2 separate regions of the Mus musculus genome follow, and region 2 is linked to region 1. A link is a loop called in an ENCODE intact Hi-C map of the cell type or tissue named here. Cell type or tissue: left cerebral cortex. All regions are shown on one strand. Links, peaks and the distances in the headings refer to the core of each region. The heading gives the core; the rest is flanking DNA. Region 1 has its middle 89 kb from the start of Gm10789. Region 2 holds the start of Gm10789 (predicted gene 10789).

The links. Peaks named below come from ENCODE experiments on the same cell type or tissue, not always from the same donor. Only the 100,000 strongest peaks of a DNase experiment are listed, where the experiment ranks them.
Region 2: it touches region 1 in a loop (2.2-fold over the local background); 1 of 42 quality-filtered maps calls a loop at or near these places.

The regions. Positions count from the first base shown.
Region 1 is chr16:90,050,849-90,055,228 of GRCm38, reverse strand. It overlaps a transcript of Tiam1 not described here. Among named protein-coding and RNA genes, the nearest start is that of Gm10789, 89 kb to the left of the region's middle. In left cerebral cortex, for the core only: CTCF peaks have their summits at 2,209 (motif pointing left) and 2,648 (motif pointing left); DNase peaks (open chromatin) are centred at 2,185 and 2,608; H3K27ac peaks cover 611 bases.
Region 2 is chr16:90,141,547-90,145,926 of GRCm38, reverse strand. It overlaps Gm10789 (predicted gene 10789), which reads right to left and starts at 3,690. Exons shown (of 1, transcript NR_033476.1): 1 at 1-3,690. It also overlaps a transcript of Tiam1 not described here. In left cerebral cortex, for the core only: a CTCF peak has its summit at 2,139; DNase peaks (open chromatin) are centred at 1,668, 1,984, 2,666 and 3,264; H3K4me3 peaks cover 2,697 bases; H3K27ac peaks cover 1,446 bases.

The DNA.
Region 1 (4,380 bases), core at 122-4,121:
GCTTGGCTTCTTAGGTTCTTGTTTGGACTCTGACTTGATAAGGGGAGGGGAGGCTGTTGAAAGAGAGAGGTGATCAGCCATGTGTAAAAATTGGGGGTATCATGGGGTTTGGGGTGGGCCTTTAAGAGTTCTGGGATAATGTTTGTGAAAAAGATTCTCTCATAGCCCTACCCACTGACTCGTTTGCAGATGGCACGGTAGGAGGCTTGAGATGGTCTTCTGGGTGACAGCCCAGGGGGAGAGGGCACAGGGGAACACCTGGTAGACCTGTGACTGTGGGCGCTTGTTAATGGTGTGCTCATTATGCACACCTTCCCAAGGAACTGGGCGTGGTGGTGCACAACCGCGATCCCTGTACCGCACACTGTGAAGCTGGAAGGTTTGTGAGATTAAAACTAGCCTGGGCTGCAGAGAGCAAAACTCTTGTCTCAACAAATGGAAAACCGGGACATTTTCAGGCTTTTTTTTAAGGCTGAACGTTGATCTTCCAGAATAGTCTATGGTTACCTTTGCAGTTTAAGCAGCAGCAAGAGGAGTTGGCCAATGTCATACAAGACACTCTTCCAAGTCTAGCAGATGCCTCTCTGTTTCCCCGAACAAGCCCCTTTGGCCTGGTGACACCCTCAGTAGAGTTTTCTCCAGAGCATGGCCTCTGCTTTATAGCCTGGTCTTTTCCTTTGGGTCAGGTTGCAGGTCTATCCTCAGCTGTGGCTCTTCCGTGCCTCCGAGGTCGCTCCTCTCTCTGAATTCCAGGTGCTGGGCCACTTAGACTGGAGTCCCCAAGGTCACAAGAATTGGATTATTCAGCCATGTGTAGACTTGGCTAACTTCTGTATGCATCAACTATTGCACATATATTTATAAATATATATTAAAATTCAGAACTTAAAAATTTATGATAAGATGGTGTGCTAAATCTGAAGCGTATCATTGTGACCTCAGTCACCAAGCACGCCTCTGCCTGTGTCAGCTGTGTCTGAGGCTAGGTCCCCAGGCGGGAGCAGGACAGATGGATGGCCAGCATCACATTGGAGGTGGCCCGGTCGACTGGCTACACCTGCCGTTCCAGACTGATTTATTTTTACCCCCCAGCTACAAATCACTACTGCAATGGCCCGTCCTAGCATAGAGTCTCTGAGCCGCCGCCATTCTGTTTTCCCTCCGACTCCCTCATTCGACTGCGTAGTTAAATTGACTTCTGGGTAACTGAGATATTGTTTATTAATGTCTGAGGTCTATAGGGACTGCAGTGATGGACATTTAAAGAGGGAAGAGTCTCCCTGGCTCCTCTGTGGGTCAGTGTTGGTTTTCTTTAGAAACACTCACATTTAACTCTGCTGGACATTGAGACAAAGGCCTTGCAGATGCTAGGAAAGCTTCGAGTGCATGCGCACGCTCGCGTGTTTAAGTTTTGAGATAGTCTCATGAGGTAGCCCAGGCTAGCTTTGAGCTTACTCAACCCAGGCAAGCTCTCAACCCTGTGACCTGGCTTATCTCCCCAAATATCTGAGATGGAGGCCTGTGCCTCCAGGCCTGCCTCGGTCTTGCCAGGACCCTCTGTGCTTGTTCTGCTGTGGAAAAGTTTATGTTGGGGGCGAGGCAGGTGTGGAGGGAGAAAAAGCTGTAGGAGCGGCTGTGACCGAGGACCTGCTTCCTGCAGGAAGCCAGGGGGACATTTTCAGGAAGTGCCTTGGACCTGGTTTCTTTTGGGTCAGAAGAGCGAGATACTGTGGGTAATGGAGTAGATTTGGGATTGGGTGGGGGAGTTGTCTTGAAACAAAGGGACGTGTGGGTATCCCAGTTATGCCTAGATACACGAAGTATCATGTATGGCCCAGGGAGGAGCGATGTCGAGTCTGCACTGTCTCATGGACACCAGCGAGCAGCCGTGCTCACCGAAGCAAGGCAGTCAGCTTCCCAACTGCACACTGTTCATGAGCAGCTGCAACCATCCTCCATCATGGACCATCCTGTTGCCCTCGTGACTGCTCTGCCGCTGTCACTAACTGCAGGAGACCCACACAAGCCGGGGCCCACCAATGTTCCCCTGTGGAAGGGATATAGGCTGTTAGTGCCTGCTGAGGAGGCTTCTAAGGCTCCTCCTTCCCAACCAAGCCAATGGTTGCTAGGGGAGGGCTTGTAAGGGTTGCTAGGGGAGGGCTTGTAAGGCGCATCCCTTCTAGAGGCTTTATTCCGCCCCCTTCAGGATCTGTGCTATTAGTGGGTTTGGGGAGAGCTGGTTTCTTCAGTGGTGTCCCTGCTTGTAAGTCGGCCACCTCCCTGTAAGGAACCTTATTAAATTCATTTGTCCACCAGAATTGGGGAGACCACTTGTTTGGTCGGCCACCACCCTGTTGTCTGTGGTGAGTTTTATTTATCTTTCTAGGAAAAGTTCACAGTCCAGGAAAGAAGGGGCAAGGCCGGGGACCAGGCTGGCTGTCCAGCGAAGACTTCCGTGTCCCTAGCTTCCTGACTCCTGAGCCTGCCAGACGCTTGCCTTTCTGCCTGGTTTGATTATGTCTGGCTGTGAAATGTTTGCATCAGTGTGGCGACTGTAAGGATTGCTCCCGTCCATCGTGAATCACCTCACTCCAAACTTAGCTCTGCTCAAGAAGAGGGAGTTGCAGCCATCTGCAGGCAGTGGGAACAGCCAGCATTTTCAGTGAAAAGAGCTACTGTGTTTCGAGCACCCGTGTGTGCCTGGCTTTGGGATGCTTCTCTTACGTCTGTCAGAGTTAAGTTTTATGAACTTGACGCAGTCCTAGACAGACCTGGGAAGATGGGATCACAGCTGAGGGACTAACTGCCTTTGTCAGATTGGCCTGCAGGCCTGGCTGTGGCTTTTTTTTTTTTTTTTTTTTTGATTGCTTATTGATGAGGAGTGGCCCAGCTCACTGTATGCAGTGCCCCGCCCCCTCCCCCTGGGCTGGTGGGTCTGGGCTATCTATGAAAGGTAATTGAGCAAGCCAGGGGGAACAAATCGGTAAACAGTGTTCCTCCATGGTCTCTGGGTCAGTTCCTGCCTCAGCTCCCCTTGATAAGAGAGTGTAACCTGTAAGCCAAATAAAGACCCTTTGTCCTTCAAATTTCTGTTTCATCACCGCAGTGCAAATAAGACTACTTTGGCACCATGGCGTCATTTAGTCCTCAGATCTGTCCTAGTTACTGTAATAGTACTTGGATTATATGTGCTACTTCCAGTAGGGATACGGGGACAGCAGGGTGGGCATGGAGAAGCACTTAAAATGTGGAGGCCAGGGGATTCAGGTTGGTAGAATGGACTCTGACCCCACTACTCAGAATTTTCGGACTTGTCAGCCTGTCTGATAGAGCTCATCTGTGCTCTCGAAGACCTTCCATCTCTGATGTGGCGCTGTGAGCGACAGAGGCTTGTGGCTGTGGGTCTGTGTGGGGCCAGGGGTGCATGCTACAGGACATCCCTGTGACCGGCTCTTTTCTTTGGCCTTTTCCCAGAGGTACTGCTAACCAGGACTCATCTTAGCCAGTGTGGATGCTGTAGGTGTGGCTGGTGTGTCTCACGTGTTTGCACTGGGAACTCTTAGACACTTAGTGCTGTGGTGTGTATACTTGCCTGGCCAGTGGATGCCCAGATGTTTGACCAACCTTACTCTGGATATTCTCCAAGAATGTTTCTGGATAAGATTTAACAGAGGGGAGAGCGTTGGTAGATTGCCCTCCCTAGTGTGGAGGGCTCATGCAGTCAGTTGGAGGCCTGAACACAGTGGCTGACACCCCCATGGTATGGACAGTGTCTCCTGCTTGACTATCTTTGGATCTGGCCTGTCGTTTTCTCACTTGCCTTTGGCCTTGGGCTAGAATTAGTATTGCTCTCTGGGTCTGCAGCTTGCCCATTGCAGATCTACAGGCATGTCAGACCACATAGTATCATAAACTAACTCCTCGTAATAAGTTTCTTTATCTGTGTGTGCCTGTGCTGTGTGGGTGTGTTTGCATGTCAGTGGTAGGTCCTATTCCTCCTGACGACCCTGATAGTGCCCACACTGGGTGACCATCTATCTACTCTTTGCTCTGGCCGGCTACTATCTGACCAGTGCAGGACTTTCCATTGGCTTTTACTGGTCAGGCGACCATGAGCGACCGTGAGCTCACATTGTATCCTCACATTCCTCTCTTGTTCAATGATGTTAGGAAGATTTCTTAGAATTTCTCTACTTCCTTTTTTTCTCTTTTCTCCCTCCCCTGGCTTTTCTCCTTCTGTTCAGATACAAAGTTATTAATCATAGCTCATCAATGGAAGAATAGGAATGAAGGAGGAACATCTCTGTGGATGGAGTATGCGTTGTGCTAGCATGAAGTCCTGAATCTAGCACCCTCCCCCCCCCCCCCCCCCCGTGTCCA
Region 2 (4,380 bases), core at 299-4,298, 91 kb before region 1:
TATATTATTTAAATACATTTAAATGTGCCATGTAGTAGGCTCTGGGATGTGTAACCCCCACCCCTCCGAAGGGATATTCTGAATTCAGGGTACTCTGCTCAAGCAGGAAACACAGTTTGTGTGTGTGTGTGTGTGTGTGTGTGTGTGTGTGTGTGTTTTGACAATTTTAGTGCTCTAAGAGGCAGGGAGAACCAGAGGTGGGCAACTAATTCTCACTGGCACAGGAGGATCCCTGGTGTCTATGAGAGCACACCCTGCTCACCAGAAGTTCAGCAAACGTCAGCCAAGCTGGGCTTTAAGGAATGTGTAGCAATTGTTCAAGGGAAGGAAGGGTGCCTAGGTCTGGGTTTTGTGTGACAAAACTTTTCCTGTGGAGAGGCAATACATCTTATGACAGACCAACGTACAAATACCAGCAAAGTCCAAGTAAGTGAACCAATGAATTTTATTGGGATTGCTTAACAAGAGCAGACATGACTCAGAGACAGCTGCATCACCAAAGGCCACCCCAGCATGGTGACAGCTCACAAGAGCTGGGAACCTGGAGCACACTGTACAGTCTGTAGGAGCCTGTCCTTTCCAAGTGACTCAGTTGGTCTCTGCCTCTTCTAGGAGGCTGGTCTGGTCTCATCTAAGTCTGCATCTTGGCTCATTTGAGACTCAGCTCTTACTGCTTAGTATGGCAGGGAGGGACCTAGCAAATCTGCTCAGTTTTAGGGACTTCCTGAAGCTATTTTGGGTTGTGTTCCTTTCTACTTAAGGATATTCCCTGCTAGAAGGAATGTTTCCATCTCTGAGGGACTATACACACTGGGGGAAGAGAAGACAACAGAGCTGAGAGACTGAGATCTTCCTGTTTGGAACAATCTTTTAGTAAGGTGGATGCCTTTAATGAAATTCAGGTGAGAGGCAGTATGGATTTGGGAGGTGAAGGAGGGTGCAGAAGGAAAAGGTGTTAACTTTCTTTTCTTTTTGAAACAGTTTCAGGCTGATCTTCAATTCAATATCCTCCTACTTCAGCCTCAATAAGCCACTAGGTACACTGTTTACAAGATAACCGCAGGTCTGCTCCTCCCACTCCCTGGGCCAAGCTGGGAGAGCTCTAAAGCGAGGGGAAGGCTCTGGCCTGGATTAGGGAAGCGGTTTTGTCACTAGCTTTAAGGCTGTTTTGTGGCTCACGCCACCTTGAGAAAGGCCAACCTGCACCAACTACGAGGATTTTACAGAGAGCCGAGGCATGTGCGAACCTCGTCAGTCACGAACAATGCCCTGGCGACCGTGAAACTCAAGTTCACTTGCTGGACATTAGCCCAATGAGTCCCGGACTATCCAATACTTGGCTAAGGCCACTCTGCCTACCTAAAGTCTGTTTGGTGGCGGATATTATCTGGCTCCTAAGAGAGGGGACGCGTTGAGATTTTATCTCACCTAAGCAAATTCCTGTTTCTCCCTAGAGTCAGCCACATGCCGCCCAAACTAGACCACGTGTCGCAGGTACTAGGTTTTTGGCTCTTCGCCTCCTCCATTCGGTGCCCCCCCGCCTTCCAAGGCCTTAGGTGGCAGGAAAATCCTTTACCTCCGACCAATCCCACCGCTGCCAAGCCGCGCGCGCGCCAACTCTAGCTCATTCGTGCGCGTCATTGGCCACCTCCACCTATGTCTGGTGACAGGCAGCTTCACGGACCTATTGGAGAAGGAGGCGGAGGCCAGCAGGCCCTCCCGAAGCTGCTTTGTTAGGGGCTCCTTCGCCGTGGCCCGTGCCGGCAGGTCTCGTTATTCTTGCTGCGGTTTCCCCAGGCTGCTTACGCCAGAGCACCGTGTCAAGGCACCCGGGAGTGTGCACCGCCGGCATCCCTCCAGCCACAGGGCCCACCTGGCGCCCGGATGCCGCTCAGGTACCCGGCGTGCGCCTGTTGTCACACTCCAGCCCAACTCTGAACGCCCCGCTCCCGTGTCCTCCGCCTCGGATTGGCTGGACGGAGGCGGAGCGATTGTCCGCAGCTCCAATCGGAGCTCGGTTTCCCACGGGCTTCCGAGGCCCCGCCCCCGAGGCCCGCTGGCCCAGGAGCCCTGACAGTTCCCATTGGCAGACGGCGAGCGGGCCGAAGGGCTGAGCAGCGCCGCTGCCGTCGGGTTCGCAGCTCTGCAGCGCCGTTAAGGCTTCGGCGCCCGCAGCCCCAGGGGCCCAGCGGCCCCGCTTTGTGCCTGGCCAGGTCTTCAAGATCCTGGGTGAACGTCACTGGTGAGTACCCTGGCCTAAGCCGGTCGGGCTGACTGGCCAGAGTCTCCACGAGGGATGGCGATGAGAATGCCTAGAGCCGCGGTGCCCGTGACGGGCACGTCCTGACTCCCATTCGCACACTGGGGCTCCCGGTGGGTCCTAGCTCCCCCAGACCGGGCTTTGCTTGTATTGTTTTCGTGTGCATACACTTGGGAGGTGATCTGGGGAGGGAAGGCACATCTGTATCGCGCCAAGGAGAGTCCAGAAACTAGCCGAGACAGCGGAGCCCAGGTACTGGAGCCGAATGCAAGTGACAGTGTGCAGGCGTTGGCATTCGATCATTCTGGAGGCAGGAGGTCAGCGTTGACCTGAGGCGGCCTCATCTCTATGTATTTATCGGCTGATTTTTAATCAACTTCTGGGAGGGTGTGTGTGTGTGTGTGCACGCGCGCGCGCGCGCGCCTGGATCTGTCTGTGTGTCTCGGTCCCGGACTTGGGCACTTACGGGCCTGTCCCTTCGCCAACGTTGCCGGGTGTTCACCTTGGCCATCCATGCTGCGCTCCCGGTCGGGCACACCACGGGAGAGCCTTGGGGGCGGGCACACAGTGTGAAGGACCTGCGGTGGGCTAGGGAGGGGGCATTTAAAGCAGAATCCTATGGGTGGGCAGACAATGACTGGTCCAGGTAGTGGGGCCGTTCTTTACGTCCGCGCTCCGGATCCTATCCGGATCTGGCCCTCTCTCCCGCTCTGCTTCTCCGATGCCTGTGCACGGTGAGGCAGGCCACCGGGCTGTAGACCCGTGTGAGGCCGGCTTTTGTTTACAGACCTCGCCATTGGGCCAGAGGTACGCTTTTAAGGCCAGGCCACAGCTGCATGCCCCCAGGAGTCAGAAGTTGATGCGTCTTCAGGTGACGCTCCCTCCTTTGGTCTCCGGCCCGAAGCTTCACGGAAAAGACACGATTCCACGTCTTCGCACCAGCCCAGCCCCGCCCCGCCTCACGCTCTCAGATCTTCTGCACCTAGAGGCGCTGATATCTTTTGCTGGGGTCGGTCAAGATGGGCTGTCCGGGAGCGAACCTCGCCACGGGTATCCCTTTCTGGTGGCATCCTCTGGCCATTCTCTAGGGTCAGATAGAATCTAAGCTGTCTTTTTCCTTCGTGGTGGCTGGCAGGTTTTGAAGGACGCGCGCGAGCCCTTGGGAACACTGCAATTCACGTTTGCTTCTCTGGTACCCATGCGGTCCCGCGCAGCAGCTGGGCGGCATCCAGTGGCAGAGCGTCCTGGTTCCGGTGTCAGCCCGGTGCTTGCTGACTTGGCGCACACTTTGAAAGCTGCAACAGAGGTTGAGAGCCTGGCTCTGAGGTCATAAGCGTCCCGGTATCCAGTTCCTGCTGAGTATTAGTTACGACCTGGGTCGCTATTAATGAATGTCTTAGAGCCTCGGTTTATGCGTCTGTAGAGTGGAGTTGCGGTTCCTTTTGAGAGCAGGTGATCTTGATGAAATGACAACATAAATGAACTACACAATACAGAGACAACAGTAAGATAAACATTGAAGTTAGGTTGGTTGTCAGAGGAAATCTGTAACAGAGAGAGAGAGAGACAGAGACAGAGAGACAGAGAGAGACAGAGAGAGACAGACCCATCCTTCTTCCATTTTGTGGATTTCCCTATCTTGTTTCTATATTATACGAGGCTGAAGGTTTGTAGCCCCAACAGGACTTGTTCTACTTGGCCTTAGACTTAATTATTCTTATCTAATCTCTCGAGGTGCCTTTTTTTTTTTTATGCGTGTGGATTTCCACGGGCCCTAGTTGTTTCTTCATGCTTCTTTCTTAGGGGCTGTGTAAAACCTTTGCTGGTGAGCCGCTAGCAGCTTAAAAAGCAATGGGCGCTGGGGAAGGAGGGCTGTCTGAACAAAGGGCTGTCTGGAGGGAGGAGGGAACTCTTCTTAGCAGGCGAAATCCAATCTGTCTGGTGGCTGGAAAAGTTTGGAACATCACTAGGTTCTAGAGTAGGCTCTTGTGTGGGCTTGGAGGAGTTGGGGACTGAGGGGTAAACACAGAAGTAATTTTGTTTGAATAGAGGGAAGTAAAGGTCCTGAGGACGAGGCGTCTAAGCAGGGACAGCAGGCGGAAGGGAGAGTTGACTTCATG